Regions from separate parts of the Homo sapiens genome. Here region 1 is linked to region 2. Evidence: chromatin loops called from intact Hi-C (ENCODE). Cell type or tissue: heart right ventricle. All regions are shown on one strand. Links, peaks and the distances in the headings refer to the core of each region. The heading gives the core; the rest is flanking DNA. Region 1 overlaps DYM-AS1 (DYM antisense RNA 1). Region 2 holds the start of LOC105372108 (a long non-coding RNA gene).

What was found. A loop is a pair of places that touch in the nucleus more often than their neighbours do. Peaks named below come from ENCODE experiments on the same cell type or tissue, not always from the same donor. Only the 100,000 strongest peaks of a DNase experiment are listed, where the experiment ranks them.
Region 1: a loop joins it to region 2, with 2.5 times the contacts of the local background. A loop is called at or near these places in 21 of 110 quality-filtered maps.

What each region holds. Positions count from the first base shown.
Region 1 is chr18:49,026,763-49,038,015 of GRCh38, forward strand. The region is part of intron 3 of DYM-AS1 (DYM antisense RNA 1); the gene reads left to right. DYM (dymeclin) reads right to left here. Exons shown (of 18, transcript NM_001353214.3): 18 at 9,625-11,253. Among named protein-coding and RNA genes, the nearest start is that of DYM-AS1, 8.7 kb to the left of the region's middle. RefSeq lists a silencer at 3,019-3,167. In heart right ventricle, for the core only: no CTCF peak of the experiment used is centred there; a DNase peak (open chromatin) is centred at 4,989.
Region 2 is chr18:48,959,868-48,971,120 of GRCh38, forward strand. It overlaps LOC105372108 (a long non-coding RNA gene), which reads right to left and starts at 5,266. Exons shown (of 3, transcript XR_935456.2): 1 at 3,953-5,266; 2 at 3,149-3,313; 3 at 2,198-2,453. RefSeq lists enhancers at 1-345, 346-1,139, 2,728-3,521. In heart right ventricle, for the core only: no CTCF peak of the experiment used is centred there; no DNase peak of the experiment used is centred there.

The DNA.
Region 1 (11,253 bases), core at 1,167-9,166, 66 kb after region 2:
CCTTGGTCTCAGGAGCATCTGGTCACCTCTCCTGTCCGGATGTTCCTGGGGACCTTACAGATGCCAACATGGCGATGGGGCTCCTGTGTGAAGCGCATGGCATGACGCTGCCCCGAGGGGCTTCCTAACATCGTGGAGTCAGGGTCCCGACCGGGACACTGTGGGCCCAGGGAGGGGCATCTGACCAGCTGGGTTGGCTGCAAGGACAGCTGCTGAGTCTGGCCTTGAAGGGGGACAGTGACTGACCAGGGAGATGGGACAGAAAGGGTGGTCCGGACAGAGCAGAGGCAGGGGGACGAGTGAGGGTCTTGGGGCGGGGGGCTAAGGCTACACCCCTCCCCTGAGACATCTCTCTGCTCAGCCCTGGCCCCCAGTGGGGTGGGTAAATAAAGTCTAGCTCAGGGCTTCCTTGGGACCATCAGCCCTGAGTCGGCACTGGGGTCCAGAGCTGGGAGCCTGCAGACCTCTCCCAGGCTGGGGACTCCACTCTTATCCCTGGAAGGTTTTTGAGTCCCCCAGGCCAGGCGGGTGGGCCCCTTCAGGAGCTGGGCTGGGGCTGGATTGGGGAGGGTGAGCTATGGCAAGGACAGATGTTTCCAGTTTGAGGTCTCGGGCTGCCATCAATTGTTCCACTAAACCCTGTTTCCTATTAAGCAGACTCCGGGAGGTGGAGAAGTTGCCTTCCATCATGCAGTCTCTGTGTGTGTGTGTGTGTGTGTGTGTGTGTGTGTGTGTGTGTGTAGTGGGTGCTGAGGACTGGCTGGGGAGGCCATGAAGGGCTATGGACATGTCTGTTCTCCATGCCTCCTGGCCAACCATGGGCAGAGCTGGACTTTGTCCTGGGAACTGTCCCTTGGCTCCGGAGCAGCTTCATCTGACTGAAGGGCTGAGAGCCGGGACTTGGGAGGGCTCTGGTTGGGGATTCTCACTACACACCTGGCCATGACCTTCTCCTCTGCCCGTGGGCAAACTATGGTTGGTCACCTGCCCATCCCTGCGTTCCCTGTCCTTCTTCCTGAAAGAGTCTGTGTTAGTCTGTTTCATGTTGCTATAAAGGAATGCCTGAGGCTGGGTAATTTATAGAGGTTCGATTGGCTTATGGTTCTGCAGGCTGTACAGGAAGCATGGCACCAGCATCGGCTCAGCTTCTGGTGAGGCCAAAAGAAGCTTACTGTCATGGCTGAAGGCGAAGTGGGAGCCAGTGTATCACGTGGCGAGAGAGGGAGCAAGAGAGCCAAGGGGGAGGCCCCAGACTCTTAAATGACCAGATCTAACTGAGTAAGAACTCACTCATCCCCAAGGGAATGGCACTAAGCCACCCATGAGGGATCCGCCCCCATGATCCAATATCTGCCACCAGGCCCCACCTCCAACATTGGGGATCACATTTCAACATGAGATTTGGAGGGGACCAACATCCCAACCATATCAGAGCCTGATTAATATCCTGGGACTCACTCTCCTCTCCGCAGCTAAGTGGGCTGGCCCCCGACCCTGATTCGGTGCCATGATGGGGACTCCTGTCCTTGCCAATAATGGTTTAGGAATGGGTGTGGGAAACAGGCCTGGGCATGGAAATGTGAAGGGGCCTCTGGGAGAGGAGCCCCACTCCTGAGCTGTACTCCAGATGAGATCACGCTCTGATGTAACACCAGGAGCTGTGGCAGCCCTCTTGTGAGTATGAGGGAAGCCAGCCAGAGGGTGTCAAGTACAGAGGGACACAGCATAGGACCTTAGGATGGCACTGAGCTGCTGTCTTCGCCCTCACTGGGGCTTCCTAACCTGTGAGATGACACCAGCTCTGGTTTCCTTAGGGCTTACCATTTCTAGACACAGTGCTAAATGCTCACATTATTCAACCATTATTTCTTGTAATCAGGTAGATTACAAGGTGTGGGATGCAGATGTGCAGAAATCACACATAAATCCCTGCTCCCTGAGAAGGTACATTCTCCATTTAAAAAAATATAGTCTTGCTCTGTCATCCAGGCTGGAATACAAGGGCACAGTCATGGCTCACTGCAGCCTTGACCTCCTGGGCTCGAGGAATCCTCCCACCTCAGCCTCCTGAGTAGCTGGCACCACAAGCACACACCACCATATGTGGCTATTTTTTTTTTTTTTTTTTGTAGAGACAGGGTCTCACTATGTTGCCCAGCCTGGTCTCAAACTCCTGACTTCAAGTGACCCTTCTGTCTTGGCCTTCCAATGTGCTGGAATTACAGGTCCAGCCACATTCTCCATTCTTTGAATGCTATTTCACTTAAGCCTCAAACCATAGCCTAAGCTGAAGTGCACACATCATGGTCTGTCTTCGAGACACAATCTCCCCACATAGAGAGGGCTCTCCAGACAGTAGAGGCTGGAAAGCAAAAGGCTTCATTCTCCAGGCACTTCTGAGGCTGGGGTTCTGCATTCAGCCCAGCTTTCTCCAAGAAGGGCCACCCAGCTGGGACTTGGAAAGTGGAGTGAGCATTGGGTACGGCAAGTACGTGGGCATGCAGGCAAAGTAGTGGCCCTTGGCTTCTCCGGGGTCATTGTGGGCAGAGTCTCACGACTGGTCTCTAGCTGCATGGCAGGATGCCGAGTGTTGGGCAGGGCAGCAGCCACGTTGCCTCTCAGTCCTGGGGAGCAGTTGGGAGTTTACCCTGGCTGGGTGTCATCCAAGCTTAGGTCCCTGGCTCACCCTGGAATTGGGCAGCTATCTAATATTCAGAAATAAACGCTTTTTTCCCCAAATTAGCTCAAGTAGATTACATGTTTACTGCAAATAACATCACCTAAAATGCACTTACGGGAGATGGCTGGTGGTAGATGGTGGGAATTCACCCAGCATGGGTAGAAAGCTGGTGTCTCTTGTTATGCAGTGGAAAAAGGTTAGGTCAAACTCTTGCCTCCTGTATGTAGGAAGGAAGGCCACAGCCAGACATGAGGCCGGTGCAGTCACAACATGGAACTGTCTTCGGGCTCCTGTTCTTTGGGGAGGGTGTGTGGTGCTCTCTGCAGGGGAAGGCGGCTGTGCGTGGATGTTGGATAGGGAAAGGGAGACATCATTAAGTAACATCCTCCTTCACCTGCATTTCCCCACGGCCCTTCCGGTGCACCAGGACCCAGGAAATAGAGCCGAAGCAAAGTCACAGTCTTCCTGGGCTTGCGAGTCAGAGGGTGCAGGTTGGGGTAGCCAGTGTGGCTGGAAGAAGAGGGACAATATACTAGAGAGGAAGGAGCCCCAAATTTGCCAGTAATTCCTCTTAAGTCACTGGCTAAGCTGAGCCTGTGCAGAGCAAGACTCCAACCTAGAATTTTGAAAACATCTTCAAAAATGAAGATAAAAGAAAGGCATTTATAGATAGACAAAAGCTGAATTTGTCATCAGCATGGTGACCACCCTGTCCTGGGTACCCGTTATATCTACCAATGAGGAATAATCACATCATCATTTTTGGCAGCCACTACACACAACTGGAACTCCTAAATACTGTCCTGAGTGAAGCCACCGAGTGGGACTCGTTTTCCTAAACCCAAACCACCAGATGCAAGGGCTGAGCTCCACGATGGTTCCTGCCACATCTCATCCCTGGGACTCAGCCCATTCCTCTCTCTGGATCCTCTCTATCATGTGCTGTATTGAGTAGCCCCGTCACCTCATCATTCACAGATGTGGAGAACATTCTTTCTATATCTTCCTCCACACGCTGATAAAACTGTTGTACAGGGCTGGGCTGAGAAGCAGAGACCAGAACCATCCCTCTAGAAACCATCCTCAGATCAGTTCTCAAAGTCTCTGGGATTGGCACAACTTTGCATTCTTAAAAACTACTGAGGACTCCTAAAAACTTTTGTTTATGTGGGTTATATCTGTCCATATTTATTAAAAAATTAAACAGAAATTTAAAAATAGTAACTCACTAAAGAGTAACAATACTAAACCCATGACATGCTAACATAAATAACTTTTATGAAGAATACTATGTTTCAAAAGAAAAAAAGATTTGTGAAAAGAGTGGCATCGTTTTGCATTTTTGCAAATCTCTAGTGTCTGCCTTAATAGAAGACAGCTGGATTCTCATATCAGTTTCCACATTCAATCTGTTGCAATATCACACACATGCAGCTTCTGGAAAACTCCACCGAACATTCATGAAGGAATGAAAGAGAAAAGGCAAATAACATGATGATGATGATGATGATGATGATGATGATGATGATGATGATGATGAAAGCACCTTAGGGATCCCCAGGTCTCCTGATCCCACTTTGAGAACTGTTGCTTAGGTCACCACCTCTCCATTGGCGGGTGCCCTAACCCTCTAGTAACCCTGCCCAAAGAAGCAAATGGCCTGTTTTCGATGACTCTAACCTTGTTCCACCACACCTTGGTATAGGAAGATGTAGAAACTGAGCCCCCAAGAGACTGTGTCAGCCTGAGCTTTCACAGTTGGCACATGGAACTGAAACTCAGGCTCTGGAGTCATGGAAGATGATCACGGATGGGTGCCCACCCCCAAGCCTCCGTGATGGTTTGGCTGAATTACGTCCCTGGCTCACACGCTAATCTGTCTCATCTCCCCAAGTGCAGTGAAGGACCCTGGAGGCCAGGGAGGAGGTCTCTTCTCTGACAAGCTCTTCCTGGGCCCCCTTCAGGGACAGTGGACCCACTCTATCAGCTGCAATAGCAACATTTTCAAGGAAGCAATCCATGTCCCCATCCACATAGTGGGAGCTGGGTGCAAGGGGCTTCTCGATGTTCCAAAAAAATAAGGATTTTGAGGACAGTGGTGGGGTGTGGGAGAATGATGAGATCTGAGGTGCGGTGTGACTTCTCAGCCTCTTTCTCTGTCTTTCCTCTATCACGGGTGGGGCCGGGGCCCAGATGAGTACAGGCATGTGAGAAGATGGAAACGTGAACTGTAATGTCATGAGGATGTCACCCCCTTACACAGTGTCTCATGTAAACGTCCCGTTTCACAAGGAAGACGGTGACGTCAGGAAGTGTGGGGGACTTGCCAAGGCCACGCGGCCAGTGAATGCCAGAGTAGGGTGAAGAGTGGAGTTGCTTCCCCAAAGCCCAGGGTGGCCACGAGGGCTTTACATTTAAGTGTCTCTCCATGGCCTTGGCTCAGAGCTGGGGGCCCAAAGCCCAGACAGCAGCTGCCACACGTGTAGAGAAATTCCGTCTTGGGTTGGAGGCCCCTCCTCTGCCTCAGGAAGTGGTAAGAACACAGACCAGGAATCCCCATGCTTAGGGGGAGGGGGCCCTTCTCATGGCAGGCAGTGTTCCTGGCTGGGTGCGGAGGGTCGCCCTGCTCATGCTCAGGTGTGAGGCCCGACAGCACTGAGCGGGGGAAAGGGGCTGGGGGTAGAGACTGGGCTCATCAGGGCTTACTGACACCTACTGTGGGGTGTCAGTAAGTGTCTGTGGGGAGGGGCGATTTTGGCATTCATTTCAATGAACAGCCATTTCACTGGGCTCCATGCATCAGTCGGTAGAAATTCATTTAACAGTAATCGAATATCCAAGAGGAAAGCTTGAGAACTTAAGAAAAACAACCAACTCAACCTCCCAGAAGCCAGATCTTCTCTGTTTCATTCATTGTTTTAGGACTAGTTACAATACTGTTCCTCTAGCAAGACCCATCTAGAATTTAGTGGGTGAGGAAACATTTAAGAGAAATGACTAACTTATTCTGTGGTAAATTTCTATCAGTCTTGTTTAAAATGCAAATTAGCTTTAGATTAGCTTTAACAGTTTTAATTGTAAAATCTAATAAACATACAGAAAATACATAAGATGAAAATGAACAGTTCACTGATTTATTGCCAATGAAACACTTACATGACCACTGGCCATGAGGAAATAGAACGCTGCCAGCTTCCCGAGTCCCTCCTATGCCTCTCCCAATCACGGTCGCTTCTGTTTTCCCAAAAGTAACCCGTATCCTGGCTTTCACATTAGGCATGTACTTGTCCTTCTTCAAAGTTTTACTACTTAAGTGTACATCCCCAAACTATAGGTTTATTTTGGCCTTGTTTTCTGTATGTAAATGAGCTCATACAGTATGTATTCTTTTGTATCAGTCTTCTTTTAGATGCTATAATATTTGAGTTTCATCTGTGTAACTGAATGCAGCTGGTTATTTATTTTTCACTGCTGTATAGTATTACATTGCATAGATATATTGCTATTTATTTACACGTTCTACTGTTGATATTCCTGGTGTTTCCAGTTTTTAGGTATTATGAATAATTGCACTATCAACAGTCTTGAACCTGTTGCTAGGTCTTAGGGGATGAGTATCTTCAACTTTGGTAGATATTACTAAACAGTTTTTCAAAGTGCTATCAATTTATAGTCCTACATGGACTACATGTAGGGTATCAGATTTCCTGTTCTTCCACATCCTCACAAACACTTGATGTTGTTGACCTTTTTAACTTAGCCATTCTGGTGAGTGAGTAGGGGGTATCTCATTGTGGGTTCAATTTGAATTTTTCCTTGATTTCAGCACTTTTCTATGTTATTGGTGAACTGAAAACATTTTTGAGAAATGCCTGTCTTTTGCCAATTTTATTTTTCCTCATTGAATCCTTTATATAGTCTTTATTTGACTCCTTTGTGGTTCTATACATTACAAAGATCTGCTTTCACTCTGTAGCTTACCTTCTCACTCTCTTATTGATGTCTCTTGTTAAACAGAAGTTCCTAATTTGACCGTAATCTGATTTATCTGACCTTTTCTTTATGGTTGGTATTTTTTGTTTTCTATCTAAAGGACATGAAGATAGTCTCCTATGCTTTCTTCTAGAATATTATGGTTTAACATTTCACATTTAGCTCTATAGTCCCCTGGGAACTGATTTTGCAGACAGAGTGAAGTAGGGGTCAAGATTCATTTTCCCTTCACTGTGCCAACGCCATTTATTGGGGAAAAAAATCATTTCCCCATTACCCAGCAGTGTCCCTTTTGTCAAATCAATTGTCCTTATATATGTGGACCTTTAAGTTCTATTTCATCAATATGTTTTGTCTACCCTTATAACAATACTAAACTTAGAGTAAATTTGTAAGTCTTTGTTTTCGTTTTGAGATAGGATTTCGCTCTGTCACCTAGGTTGGAGTCCAGTGGTGCAGTCTCAGCTCACTGAAACCTCTGCCTCTGGGCTCAAGCAATCCTTCTGCCTCAGCCTCTCCAGCTGCTGGGACTACAGGTGTGCACCACCACACTTGGCTAATTTTTAAAATTTTCTGTAGAGACAGAGTTTCACCATGTTGCCCAGGCTGGTCTCAAGCAATCCTCCCACCTCAGCCTCTCAAGTGCTGGGATTATAGGTGTGAGCCACTGCACCTGGCCTATAGGTTTTAATTAGAGTACATCTGTAAGTTGTAGACATCTAGCAATGTAAGTATGGGCTTTATTCTTTTTCAAGGTTTTCTGTGCAATTCTAGGCGTTTTGCATTTCCATGTAGATTTTAGGCAAAACCAATTTGTCAAGTTTTCCCATTCCCCCAAAATACTGGGATTTGGATTGAGATTGCATTGAATCCGTAGATCAATTCTGAGATATCGAGCCTTCCAACTTATGAATCTAATGACCCTGGAGTGGTCCCTTATTTAGGGAACCCTTATTTAGATCTTTAGTTTCAATCACACTTTATTTTAGATTGATCTCTGAGTATTTGTTTTATTATTTATTTTTTTATTATACTTTAAGTTCTAGGGTACATGTGCACAACGTGCAGATTTGTTACATATGTATACATGTGACATGTTGGTGTGCTGCACCCGTTAACTCATCATTTACATTAGGTATATCTCCTAATGCTATCCCTCCCCCCTCCCCCCACCCCACGACAGGCCCCAGTGTGTGATGTTCCTGACCCTGTGACCAAGTGTTCTCATTGTTCAATTCCCACCTATGAGTGAGAACATGTGGTGTTTGGTTTTCTGTCCTTGGGATAGTTTGCTCAGAATGATGGTTTCTAGCTTCATCCATGTCCCTACAAAGGACATGAACTCATCCTTTTTTATGGCTGCATAGTATTCCATGGTGTATATGTGCCACATTTTCTTAATCCAGTCTATCATTGATGGACATTTGGGTTGGTTCCAAGTCTTTGCTATTGTGAATAGTGCCACAATAAACATACATGTTCATGTGTCTTTATAGTAGCATGATTTATAATCCTTTGGGTATATACCCAGTAATGGGATGGCTGGGTCAAATGGTATTTCTAGTTCTAGATCCTTGAGGAATCACCACACTGTCTTCCACAATGGTTGAACTAGTTTACAGTCCCACCAACAGTGTAAAAGTGTTCCTATTTCTCCACACCCTCTCCAGCACCTGTTGTTTCCTGACTTTTTAATGATCGCCATTCTAACTGGTATGAGATGGTATCTCATTGTGGTTTTGATTTGCATTTCTCTGATGGCCAGTGATGATGAGCATTTTTTCATGTGTCTTTGGCTGCATAAATGTCTTCTTTTGAGAAGTATCTGTTCATATCCTTTGCAATTTCATTGTCTAATTGTTTATTGCTAGCATCAGAAATACACGTTATTTTTGTCTGTGACCTTGTGTCCAGAAGCCTTGTTAATTTTACTAGTTTATTGGCTAATTCTTTAAATTATCTATATCCTCAATCATGTCATTTACAAATAATGATAGTTCATTTTCTTCTGACCCTACCCAATTAATTTAAAAGGAAATCTTGCCATACTAGGCCAGGAACTCAGGTGATAGTTTCCTCAACGTATAGCAAAATTGAATATTGTACAGTGTACATTTGTATACCCACCATCTGGATTCTACCATTCTAGATTTTACCAAGTTTACTATATCTGCTTTATCACATATATATCTATCCATCAAGCCATCCTTTTTTCCCTTTTCATGATGCATTTCAAAGTAATTTAAGGTACCAGTACACTCCCCACTAAATACTTAGGCATGCATAGCATCACCTAGCGACATTTTGAATAGAAGTGATAATAGACATCCTTTTTTTTGCTTCTGATCTCAGAATGAAAGCTTTTGATATTTTAAGTATGATGCGTTTGCTGTAGTTTTAAAATAATATTTATAAGATTAAGATAGCTTCCGTTTTTCCTAGTTCGCTAAACATTTCTAGCACTTGACTGCTGAATTTTATCACATTTTCCCCTGCATTTATTGAGATCATTTACTTTTCCTTCTGTATTCTTTGAATAACTCTAATTGATTTGTGAATGACAAATCCAATTTGATCATGATGTATTTTTACACATTGTTTTTGTAGATTGCTAGTTTCTGTTTGCATCTATACCATGAGGACTGGCCTATAATTTTCCTTTCTTGTATTGTTCTTGGCAAATTCTTTATATCTAAGGTTAAGCTGTTTTCATAAAACAAATTAGAAGGTTTTTCTATTTTCTGGGAGACTGTCTAAAACTGGCATTATTTCACTCTTAAATGTTTGGTTAAATTCACTACTGAAGCCATCTTGGTCTGTAAATTTCCTGTGGCAGATTGTAATTATGGACTCAATGTATGCGCTAGATATAGGATGATTCCAATGTTCAGGATCGTTTCATGTCAGTTTTGGAGAGTTTTTTTTTTTTTTTAAAGAATTTGTTCATTTTATGCAAAATCTAAAAACAACTTTAATGAGGCATACTTAATATATAAAACTGCACATATGTAATAAAGTGTACAATTTGATTAGACATATGTATACACCTATCACTGCAATAAAGATCATTTCAACTAGATTTAAAATTTATTGGTATTCATAATATTCTCTTAAATATGTATACATATTTTTGAGACACGGTCTCTCACTCCATTGCCCAGGCTGGAGTGTGGTGCCATGACCACAGCTCACTGCAGCCTCTACCTCCTGGGCTCAGGTAATCCTCCTACCTTAGCCTCTCCAGTAGCTGGGACTACAGGCACACACCACCATGCTCAGCTAATTTGTGTGTGTGTGTGTGTAGAGACAGGAGGGTTTCACCATGTTATCCAGGCTGGCTCTTAAATATTTTAAATGTCTGCATAATCTGAAGTAACTTACCTGTTTTCCTTTCTGATATTGGCTATTCCTCTCTCCTGCCCTTTCTCCTTCCTTCTTTGATCAGTCTTTTAAGGGGTTATGAATTCTTTTATTTATTTATTTTGGGACGGAGTCTCGCTCTGTTGCCCAGGCTGGAGTGCAGTGGCACAATCTCTGCCCACTGAACCCTCCACCTCCCAGGTTCAAGCAATTCTCTTGCCTCAGCCTCCTGCGTAGCTGGGACTACAGATGCCCACCACCACGCCCAGCTAATTTTTGTATTTTTAGTAGAGACGGGGTTTCATCATGTTGGCCAGGCTGGTCTTGAACTCCTGACCTCAGGTGACTCCCAAAGTGCTGGGATTACACATGTGAGCCAACATGCCCAGCCAATGAGTCCTCTTAATCCTTTTAAATAACCAACTTTTGACTTTGATTCCCTTTATTGTATATTTGTGTTCTATATCAGTAATTTGGCTTATTTTTGGGTTTCATGTGCTGTTTTTAAAATTTTTGAGGTAATTGCTTAATTGATTTTTAACCTTTCTTCTTTTCTAACATAAACATTTAAATATATATGTGTGTGTATATATATATATGAACAATAGACACTAGGGACTCCAAAACGAGGGAGGAAGGGAAGGAGAGAGGGAAGCAAGTGCTGAAAAACTTTCTATTGGGTACTATGTTCACTATCTGGGTGACAGGATCATTAGGAGCCCAAACCTCAGCATCATCAATATATTCTTGTAACAAACCTGAACAGGTACTCTTTAAATTTAAAATAAAATTAAAAGGTCTTCTAAGCATAGTTTTATTTGCATCCCACAAGTTTTTTCTCTGTTTTGATATGTAGTATTTTCATGATCAGTTCAAAATATTTCAAATTTCCATTAAGATTCTGACAGATGGGTTACCTGGAAATCTATTTCCAAAAATATGAGGATTATAAAATTATCTTTTTGTAAATAATTAGTCTTGATTCTATTATGGTCAGAGAACATATTTCATTTGAAGTATTTTCAGGTTTGTTGAGACTTTTTTTCTGAGACAGGGTCTTGCTCTGTCACCCAAGCTGGAGTGCAGTAGTGCAATTATAGCTCACTGCAGCCTCGACCTCCTGGGCACAAGTGATTCTCCTGCCTCAGCTTCCCAAGTAGCTGGGGCTATAGGCACATGCCACCATGCCCAGTTAATTTTTTTATTTTTTGTAAAGGTGG
Region 2 (11,253 bases), core at 1,776-9,775:
GGGAAGTCTGTTTCCAGTCTGTCTACCTTCCTCATACAACAAACACTGAATTAACAATGTCTTGTGTCTTCTGTGTGCCAGACTCAGCGTGAGGCTCCAAGAACAAAGTCCTCACGGTGGGGTTGCTGGGAGGAGACGTTCACACCACAAGAGCCCCAGTGCTATGTAAACCAAGTGGTATACAGATGCTAATTATCATATTATCATGGATTCTGAGGTCCTAGCTGCCCAATAAGCACATTTTGCCTAATCTTCCGTGCCTAGGAAATGAATTTTTAGAGGAGATAATTGTCCAAGTGATAGGGTAATGAAGAAGGAAGCTACTTTTTCTAGTGGCTGGGATTTTGTTTGTGTGGGGGTTTTTTGTTTTCAGTTTTTTGAGACAGAGTCTCGCTCTGTCACGCAGGCTGGAGTGCTGTGGCAGGATCGTGACTCACCGCAACCTCCGCCTCCCAGATTCAAGCGATTCTCCTGCCTCAGCCTCCTGAGTGGCTGGGATTACAGTGTGCACCACCACACTTGGCTAATTTTTGTATTTTTAGTAGAAACGGGGTTTCACCATGCTGGTCAAGTTGGTCTCGAACCTCAAGTGACCTCAAGTGATCCGCCCGCCTCGGTCTCCCAAAGTGATGGGATTACAGCCATGAGCCACCATGCCCGGCCCCTTGTGTGGGTTTTATAAGGACCAGTTAGAACTCTGTCAAAGAGGTAAGGCTAGCGTCTGAGTTTAAAAACAAACAAATAAACCTAGGGAAATCTTTTCCCTGTTGGAATAAGAGAGGGATAAGTGAGGAAACAATGTAAGTGTTTTTAGTTCTTTTCTAGTACTACTATGAGTCATACATATTTTCCTGTGTCCTGGAGATATCTCCCCTGGTAATTATGAGATACAAGGAGGAAGTGAAGAGGGATTCATTTTCATGGAGAGGAGTTACCCAGTGGGCAGGATTCTGCTGTGCCCAATTTAGTTTTGATCCCCCTCTATCCCATAAACATTTCTTTTGAAGGCTTTCAAAGTTGGGGGAAGATGATGTTATTTAGCATTGTTAGAGTCTGGTAGACCATAAAGGAAAAATCTGGAGAAATGCAGTAAAATGAGGTTCAAGCCAGAAGGGATTATAAACGTTACATAGCCCAGAGAGTCTCCATCTTCAGTCCATCTTATTTGGTACTTTTTCTTTGCTTTTTCTATTTTATTGATTTTTGAATAGGCAATGCATGCACAATGGTACACAATTCCAAGAATACAAAAGGGGAGGAAGAAAAAGATAAGGCTTCCTTCTACCTGGGCTGCCAGCCACCCATGCCTCTCATAGGCAGCCACCATTACAGCCAAAGAGGCAGAACATGAACAGGCCTCGGCTCGGCGCGATGGCTCACGCCTGTAATCCCAGCACTTTGGGAGGCCGAGGCAGGAGCATCACAGGGTCAGGAGATCGAGACCATCCTGGCCAACATGGTGAAACGCCATCTCTACTAAAAATACAACAAATTAGCTGGGTGTGGTAGCACGTGCCTGTAGTCCCAGCTACTTGGGAGGCTGAGGCAGGAGAATCGCTTGAACCTGGGAGGCGGAGGTTGCAGTGAGCCGAGATCGCGCCACTGCACTCCAGCCTGGGTGACAGAGTGAGACTCCATCTCAAAAAAAAAAAAAAAAAATTAGGTCTCTGCTTTGCTCTCCAGTCCCACTTGCCTGGTCAATATCTCAAAGGCACCCTGAGCTCATTAGGTCCCAGATAGGCCATCTTCCTCCTGTTACAAGAAAGTGGTCCCGAGCCAGACCACAAGAGAGAGTTCTTTGGATCTCGCATAAGAAAGAATTCAGGGCAAGTCCACAGTGCAAAGTGAAAGCAAGTTTATTAAGAAAGTAAAGAAATGGCAGGGCACGATGACTCACGTCTGTTATCCCAGCACTTTGGGAGGCGGAGGCGGGCGGATCACCAGGTCAGGAGATGGAGACCATCCTAGCTAACACGGTGACACCCTGTCTCTACTAAAAAGAAAATGAAAAACTAGGCGGGCATGGTGGCACACGCCTGCAGTCCCAGCTACTCGGGAGGCTGAGGCAGGAGAATCGCTTGAACCTGGGTGGCAGAGGTTGCAGTGAGCTGAGATCGCGCCACTGCACTCCAGCCTGGGTGACAGAGCAAGACTCCATCTCAAAAAAAAAAAAAAAAAAAAGTAAGTAAAGGAATAAAAGAACAGCTACTCCATAGACAGAGCAGCCCCAAGGGCTGCTGGTTGCCCATTTTTATGGTTATTTCTTAATGACATGCTAAACAAGGCGTGGATTATTCATGTGTCCCCTTTTTTTAGACCATATAGGGTAATTTCCTGACATTACCTGGAATCTGCAAACTGTCATGGCGCTGGTGGGAGTGTAACAGTGAGGATGACCAGAGGTCACTCTTGTCGCCATCTTGGTGGATTTTGGCCAGCTTCTCTACTGCAACCTGTTTTATCAGCAAGGTATTTTTGACCTGTATCTTGTGCCGACCTCCTATCTCATCCTGTGACTTAGAATGCCTTAACCCTCTGGGAATGCAGCCAGTAGGTCTCAGCCTCATTTTACCCAGCCCCTATTCAAGATGGAGTTGCTCTGGTTCAAACTCCTCTAACACTCCCAAACAGGCTTTTCCTCCAGAGCTCCACGCTCAGAAAGCTCACTCCTCACCATCCAGTGATCACAACCAGAAACCAAGGACAACAAACCTCTCCCTTACCCCTTATCCTACCAGCCCCAAAGCCTATCCATTTTATCTCCAAAATGCCTCTCCACTTATCTGCTTTTCTCCAGTCTCACCCACCACAACCACCCAGCATCTGTCCGGGACTGGTCCACACCTTAGCCTCTGCTGTCTTCCTCAGACCCACCCAGTCCCTCTCCCCTGCCAGGTGGTCGGGCTCAGTGCTGATTTGAGTCCTCAGACCCACCCAGTCCCTCTCCCCTGCCAGGCGGTCGGGCTCAGTGCTGATTTGAGTGCACAACCACCCAGCGGGGCTTCTGCACGCCCTTGGATCAAAGACAAATTCCCTTCCTGGCCATACAAAACCCTGAGTGACCTGGAGCCCTCTCCCTCCCTCCCGCGTCCCCTCAGTACTCTTCCTTCCATCCCACTGAGCGCGTTCACTTACACAGGGTGCTTACCAGTCAGCTTCCCAGCTGTGGAATCTCTGCCGGCTGCATTTTTTGAGTAAATGGCTGTATGTACAAAAAGAGTTCACATTCATTCCTCTTTTTTTCTTGGAATGGGCAGAGCATGTTAAGTAGAATTTGATGATGGAGACGATGAAGAAATTCCTTGACGTTAATCTGAAATTGATCACTTGTTTAAAATTACACAAACACATCTTGCTTTTGAAAGAACCAAAGGGAAATACCATTCAATGCCAAAAGAGGCCTAGGAAAGCAGGGATGAGCTCATTTGAAAAAGCCCCAGGAGCCTGATCAATGTCTAGGTTCTGGCTTTCCCAGAGGAGCCTCACTTGCCTTGCTTATGCTTTCTGCATGCAATACCTCCCAGTGCAAAGAGAGGGTAGTCACAGGCTCTGGGTGGAATGGGAGATCCCCATTTGCCCCCACATCCTTCCTCCTCCTGGCACATTGGTCTACTGGGTAGCAGCCCTCAGGCTGGGGGGAGCTCCCCAAGGGTTCCCTACCCAGGCCTCTGCCTCACTCTCCACTTCCAGCTTAGTTTTCCCCTCTTCCGAGTCCCTGGATTCCAGGGGACACCAGCTCTGTGAGCATGAACACTCAGACTAGGGGAGAGGCCCCGACAGTTGGCTGTGCGTGCCCAGAACTGCCTATCCAAGTAGACTTCTGCTGTCAAGCCAGAGACACTAAGGAACACCTACTCAATGAGCAGTAAATCCCTCATGACGCTAGGAGAGGGTGGGCACACCCATTCCATCTCCCGCCCACCCCACTCCACACCCCACCAATCGCACTCACCCTTGATCTCAGCCAGCTGTCCCCTGGTGTCCTCCACTGGCCTTGGAGATGCAGGAGTACGGGAGAAGCGGAATAAATCCCACCCCAGCAAGAAAAATACAGGTCCCAGAGGCACTCAACAGACATATGTTCCCTTCCTCCTTCTCTCCTGGTGACAGTGACAGATAGGGGCCCCCTGGGGCGGGTGGATATTTTCATCTTCCAAGAGAATGCACTCCATTACTCCAGGACTTTTCTGTCCTCTCCGCCTCCACACAGCCTTCCAGCCTAACACTCAGTCTCTCAAGGAATATTCTTGACACTTTAAAGGATCTGGCCAGCACATAAGCCAATGTGGCTGCATTCTTTAATTAATATTTATTGAGTGTCCCTATTAGGTGCCTGGCAAGCTCAGAGTGTTGTATGTGGCTAAAATATCTATTCCCCTTCCTCTCCAAGAATGTGCGTTCCTGGACAACCCAGGAATGTGGACATGCCAAGTAAAGGAGCAGCACACTCTAGCAACAGCAAGAGCTGGGAGTCCACAGACAGAGGCAGGACTCAGGGCCAGAGGGCAGGGGCTTGAGCCCTGGGGTCCCAGATGGGCTGTGTGACATCTAGCAGGTAATGTCACTTCTCTGAGCCTGTGTCTACAAAAATGTGATTGGCAATATCACTCTGCCTGCCTCCTGGGGCTGGGAATGTTGTAGAAACCAAGTAAGATCACATAAGTGATGTCTCTGGAAAAGTTTAAAAAGAATACCACATATTTCCTCCTAAATAAAATCTTTGGTGTCTGTCTTGATAGGCACAAAAATTGAATCAGGTTTAAAAGAATAGGATCCTAGGAAGTCAACATCTGAAAAACGCTATTCGTGGCATGAATTTAGATTTTGAGGCTCTGATCCAAACTGCGGATGAGCGCCTTTACCCTTTGATAAATATTAAATATACTCATCTTCAATTCTGTATCTTCAATTATATATATATCCTTCCCAATGTGTATGTATGTATATATAATACATATACATATAATTGAAGATTATATAAATGTATTATATACGTATACAATTATATATGTATATAATACAATTATACATGTATGTAATCTTCATTATATGTACATGTATTACATGTACATACACACATACACATTGGGAGGAAGGACAGTCCTTTCCAGAGGTCCCTTTGCAACAATTTGATGCTGCATAGTTGCAAATGCAATAAACTCTATGCATGTGGCTATGAATTAATTAGACTGTGAGATACCGTAAGTGAACAGTTAGGTATGCAAACTTCAGAATTTTAATTTCTTTTCTTTTCTTTTCTTTTTTTTTTTTTTTGAGACCAAGTCTCGCTCTGTCACCCAGGCTGGAGTGCAGTGGCACAATCTCGGCTCACTGCAAGCTCCGCCTCCCGGGTTCATGCCATTCTCCTGCCTCAGCCTCCCAAGTAGCTGGGACTACAGGCGCCCGCCACCATGCCCATCTAATTTTTTGTATTTTTAGTAGAGACGGGGTTTCACCGCATTAGCCAGGATGGTCTCGATCTCCTGACCTCGTGATCCGCCCGCCTTGGCCTCCCAAAGTGCTGGGATTACAGGCGTGAGCCACCGCGTCCGGCCCAGAATTTTAATTTCATCCATTCTTATCGGATGTGTAAGTTGGTGTCATCTTTCTGGACAGCAGCAGACGATTTGAATCAAGAGCCTTAAAAATGTTCCTGTGGATACACAAAATGTGGTAAATTATACATATATATAGTTTCCATCTATAATAGTCCACTACACACACACACACACACACACACACACACACACACACACACATATACACATATATATGATGGAATATTATTCAACCTTAAAAAAGAAAGAAATTCTGACACATGCTTCAGTACGGATAAACCTTGAAGACATACTAAGTGAAATAAGCCAGTCACAAAAGGACAAATACTGCATAATTCTACTTATATGAGGTAGTCAAATTCAGAGTATAGAAAGTAGAATCAGCCGGGCACGGTAGCTCATGCCTGTAATCCCAGCACTTTGGGAGGCCAAGGCGGGCGGATCACGAGGTCAGGAGATCAAGACCATCCTGGCCAACATGGCAAAACCCCGTCTCTACTAAAAATACAAAAAAATTAGCCGGGCGTGGTGGCGGGCGCCTGTAGTCCTAGCTACTCGGGAGGCTGAGGCAGGAGAATGGCGTGAACCCGGGAGGCGGAGCTTGCGGTGAGCCGAGATCGCACCACTGCACTCCAGCCTGGGCAACAGGGCGAGACTCCGTCTCAAAAAAAAAAAAGTAGAATCAAGGTTACCAGGGGCCGGGCAGAGAGGACAGGGAATTATTGTTTAGTGGATATGGAGTTTCAATTATGGAAGATGAAAAAGTTCTAGAGATGGATAGTAGTGATGTTTGCACAGCAATGTGAATATACCTAATACCACTGAACTATATGCTTTAAGATGGCTAAAATGGTAAATTCTTTCTTTTTTTTTTCGAGGCAGAGTCTGGCTCTGTCACCCAGGCTGGAGTGCAATAGCGCGATATTGGCTGACTGCAACATTTGCCTCCCAGGTTCAAGCATAAAATGGTAAATTATATGCATTTTACCACAATTTTTAAAAACGTTCCAATTCTCTGACCCAGTAATCCATCTAGATATCTGCTCAAAGGACAAGAACAGAAGATTAGGTGGCTCACAACTGTAATACCAGCACTTTGGGTCACAGGTGATAAAAGTCTTTGATACTGACCACATTGGGTAGCCAGCAGATGAGGTTCCATCCACACCAAGTGTCATCACTCAACTAACCTTGTGACCTTGGACACATCACTAAACCTCACTGGGTACCACCAAAAGAGGCATCAAGAAAGGCAGTGGTTAGAAGCACAAACTCTAAACTCTAGAACTAGGCTACCCCAATTCAAACATTGGCTCTGCCCCTTACACTCATTATGACTCAATATTCACATCTGTAAAATGGGGGGATAATAATAGCACTTTCGTTGTAGGGTTGTTCTGAGAATTAAATTAATAATTGTATTAAAATACATAAAAGTTCTCAGAAAAGTACCTGACACATAGTAGTGTTCTATAAGTGTTAGCTGTAAAAATAACAACCATCAGCTGGGCGCTGTGGCTTGCACCTGTAATCCCAGCCATTTGGGAGGCCGAGGCAGGTGGATCACCTGAAGTTAGGAGTTCAAAACCAGCCTGGCCAACATGGTGAAACCCCGTCTCTACTAAAAATACAAAAATTAGGCCAGGTGTGGTGGCTCACGCCTGTCACCCCAGCACTTTGGGAGGCCAAGGTGGGCGGATCACAAGGTCAGGAGATTGAGACCATCCTGGCTAACACAGTGAAACCCTGTCTCTACTAAAAAGAAATACATAAAAAATTAGCCAGGCTTGGTGGCGGGCACCTGTAATCCCAGCTACTCGGGAGGCTGAGGCAGGAGAATGGCATGAACCCGGAAGGCAGGGCTTGCAGTGAGCCGAGATTGCACCACTGCACTCCAGCCTGGGCGACAGAGCAAGACTCCGTCTTAAAAAAAAAAAAAAAATTAGCTGGGCGTGGTGGTGGACGCCTGTAATCTCAGCTACTCGGGAGGCTGAGGCAGGAGAATCACTTGAACCCAGGAGGCGGAGGTTGCAGTAAGCCAAGATTGTGCCATTGCACTCCAGCCTGGGTGACAAGAGCAAAACTCTGTCTCAAAAAAAAATCAATATTATTATTAATAAAATTTAGCTGTACATGGAAAAAAACAACTCTTAGGCTAGAAGGTAGATGACCTCATTTAAAGATGAAATTTTAGATCCTGAAATAAGAGATTCTGTAGAGTCTCTTTTCTTGGGAATTGTGGACTCAGAGTTGGGAATAACATTAGAAATAATCGATAAGAAAGGTCATTCAACCTGTCTGAAGACTTTCAGGAACTGTGAGTTCCCTGCTTTCAAGGAAACCCATTCTTCCTTGCTGAACTTTCTAGTTAAAAGGCTGACTCCAATCTGAGTTGAAATTTACCGCTTATAACTTCCAGCTATTTTTTTTTTTCTTTGAGACAGGGTCTGGCTCTGTTGCCCAAGCTGGAGTGCAGTGATGACACTGCAGCCTCTTCCTCCAGGGCTCAAGCAATCCTACACACCTCAGCCTCCCAAGTAGCTAGGAGTACAAGTGTGCACCACCACACCTGGCTAATTTTCTAAAAATTTTTTGCAGGGACGGTGCCTCCCTATGTTGCTCAAGCTAGTTTTGAACTGGCCTCAAGTCATCCTCCTGTCTCCTGTTCCCAAAGTGCTGGGATTACAGGCATGAGCCACTGTGCCTGTCCTAATGTCTACCTATTGATCCTACTCTTACCTTCAGCAGCTGCATAACAAATGTAATCTAATTCCACCTGCCAGCCCTCCTTGAACACCTTCCTGCATCCTCCTTCACCCTCTCTCCTATCAACTGAACATTCTCTCTTCTGTCAGGTGATCATCCCAGGACAGGACGTCCAGCTCATGGTCACCCTCCTTTGGGAGCCTCAATTGGTCTACATTTCTGTTAAAAATTGCCACCCAGACTGCAGTGTTTGGGTCTGGAATGTTCTAGCTATGAATGAGGAAGGGAAGGGAAGGGAAGGGAGAGGGAAGGGAAGGAGGGAGGGAGGAAATGAGGAAGGAAGGAACGAAGGAAGGGAAGGGAAGAGGGAGGGAGGGAGGGAGGAAAAAAGGAAGGAAGGAAGGAAGGAGGGGGAAAGAAGGGACGGAGGGAGGAAGGAGTCTAATCAGCATCACAATATACAAGAACCATTCTCTCCCTTGTGTTTTTAATGACAGTCCCTTCCTTCCTTCTTTCCTACCTCAATAATTAGCTTTTCCAGGAGGAGCTTCCGGAGCTCATTGGCTTGGGGATGGGGGCATGCCTCCCCAGATCTTCTCCCTCCCTGGGGAGATAGGGCCGCAAGCCCCACTGACCAATGCCCATTCACTCTGGGAGCCTGCCAAAAAAAAAGGCAGCACAACAGAAAAGCCGAAATCAGAAAGAAGCCCTCTTATCATGCAAATAAAGAAGCTTGCCAGTGACTGACTCAAAGCATCCCATCTCTCCTGATAGATGTAGGATATCGGAATGTTCATTAGTGCTGCTTAACAGATATTTCCGTTTCCATTCCCAGGTGAAAGGTAGAACTGCATATCCCCGGCCCGGCCCCCCTTGGAGTGAGGGTAGCAATGCGTCTTGGTTTAGCCAGTGAAATGTGAGTGGCAGAGCCACACACTATTGCCCTGCTCTTCTAGCCTGCCACTGGCAATCGTGCCCACCTAGAGATGGGATGTCCCTCAGTGGAGATGACCAGAGCAGAGCCCTCCAGGCAACCCAGGGTGGACACAGAGCATGAGTGGAAAATGGACCTTTGTTGCTGGACCACTGGAAAAAAGGGTTGTCGGGGGGTATAATATGTCTATGTCTACTTGCCAACTTGACCTGACCTCAGGGATCCTGGGGAACAGAAAATGGAATCTCATATAGATGGAGCCACAGGGACCTAGAGAGAGGCCCAGACCCTGTCATTCCCAGGTGTGATCTTGAGAAAGTCACTTGGACAATGCAGGCCTTCATTTTATTTATATTTTATTTTATCTAATTTTTGAGACGGGTCTCACTCTGTCAGACAGTCTAGAGTGCAGTGGCACTATCACGGCTTACTGCAGCCTCGACTTCCCAGGCTCAAGTGACCCAACCACCTCAGCCTGTACGTGGGATTACAGGCGCACATCACCATGCCCAGCTAATTGTTGTGGTTTTTTGTAGAGACAGGGGTCTTGCTACGCTGTTCAGGGTGGTCTCCAACTCCTAGGCTCAAGCAATCCACCTGCCTTGGCCTCCCAAAGTGTTGGTATTAAAGGCATGAGCCACCACAACTCTAACAAGAGTTTTCTTAACTCTACAAGAAGAGATTCTGGTTAGGTGATCTTCCCTCAGCTCACACAAAAGACAAGACAATCTTAGTGCAAGATTAACATCTTTGGGGGAATCTAGGTGAAGGTTACACAGGATATTTCCATAGTATTTCTTACAAATGCATGTGAATTTAAAATGCTCTAAAAAAAAAACTTTTAAAAAATTGAAATAAAAAAAATACCCTTAGAGTTGAACCCAGTTCTCAAAGCACTGGTTTGTGGGTTTTATGGTAAAATTCTTCGGGACAGAAACTCCTCCAAAACCCTCAATGGGGTTTCCTGAGTGTGGGGAATTTGGCTGTGACCCTCATTCCTTCTCCCTCAGCTGGACTCAACCCCACCCATCCCCAGACCTCTGGAGAAGTTGCTGGCAACCTAGTCAACTCTCAACAATGGCAAACGAAGAGTTGCCATTTTCTTCCTTAGTTACAAAAATGAAATATTGAAAAAATGTTTATGTATACTATCACAATAGGTGTTCTTTCACAATGTAAAAACTTTCAGGGCCAGGTGCGGTGGCTCACGCCTGTAATCCCAGCACTTTGGGAGGTAGGGGCGGGCGGATCACCTGAGGTCAGGAGATTGAGACCATCCTGGCTAACACGGTGAAACTCCATCTCTACTAAAAATACAAAAAATTAGCCGGGTGTGGCGGTGTGCGCCTGTAGTCCCAGCTGCTGGGGAAGCTGAGGCAGGAGAATGGCGTGAACCCGAGAGGCAGAGCTTGCAGTGAGCCGAGATCACGCCACTGCACTCCAGCCTGGGCGTCAGAGTGAGACTCTGTCTCAAAAAAAAAAAAAAAAGAAAAAAGAAAAAGAAAGGGGTTTTACTGCTCCCTAGAGAGGCCCAGTGGGACAGCCCTTGTTTTAGACAGGGAGCAAGGACCCCAGGCTGATGGCCTCATGCCCCCAGGTAAACTGTTTGAACTCTCTAAATTTATTTGCCTGGGGGAGCGTTGGGGGAGGGAAGAGAGGAGTGTTGGTCTCTCCCAGCTCTAAAGTTTTAATGCTAGAAATCAACTTAATTAATTAATTAATTTTTATTTTTATTTTTATTTTTTATTTTTGAGACAGAGTCTCATTCTGTCGCTTAGGCTGGAGTGCAGTGGTGCGATCTCGGCTCACTGCAACCTCCGCCTCCTGGGTTCAAGCAATTATCTGCCTCAGCACCCCAAGTATCTGGGATTACAGGTGTCTACCACCACGCCCGGCAAATTTTTTTTGTATTTTTAGTAGAGACGGGGTTTTACCATCTTGGCCAGGCTGATCTTGAACTCCTGACCTAATGATCCACCCGCCTTGGCCTCCCAAAGTGCTGGGATTACAGGCGTCAGCGCCCGCGCCTGGTGAAATGAACCTATTTTATATAAT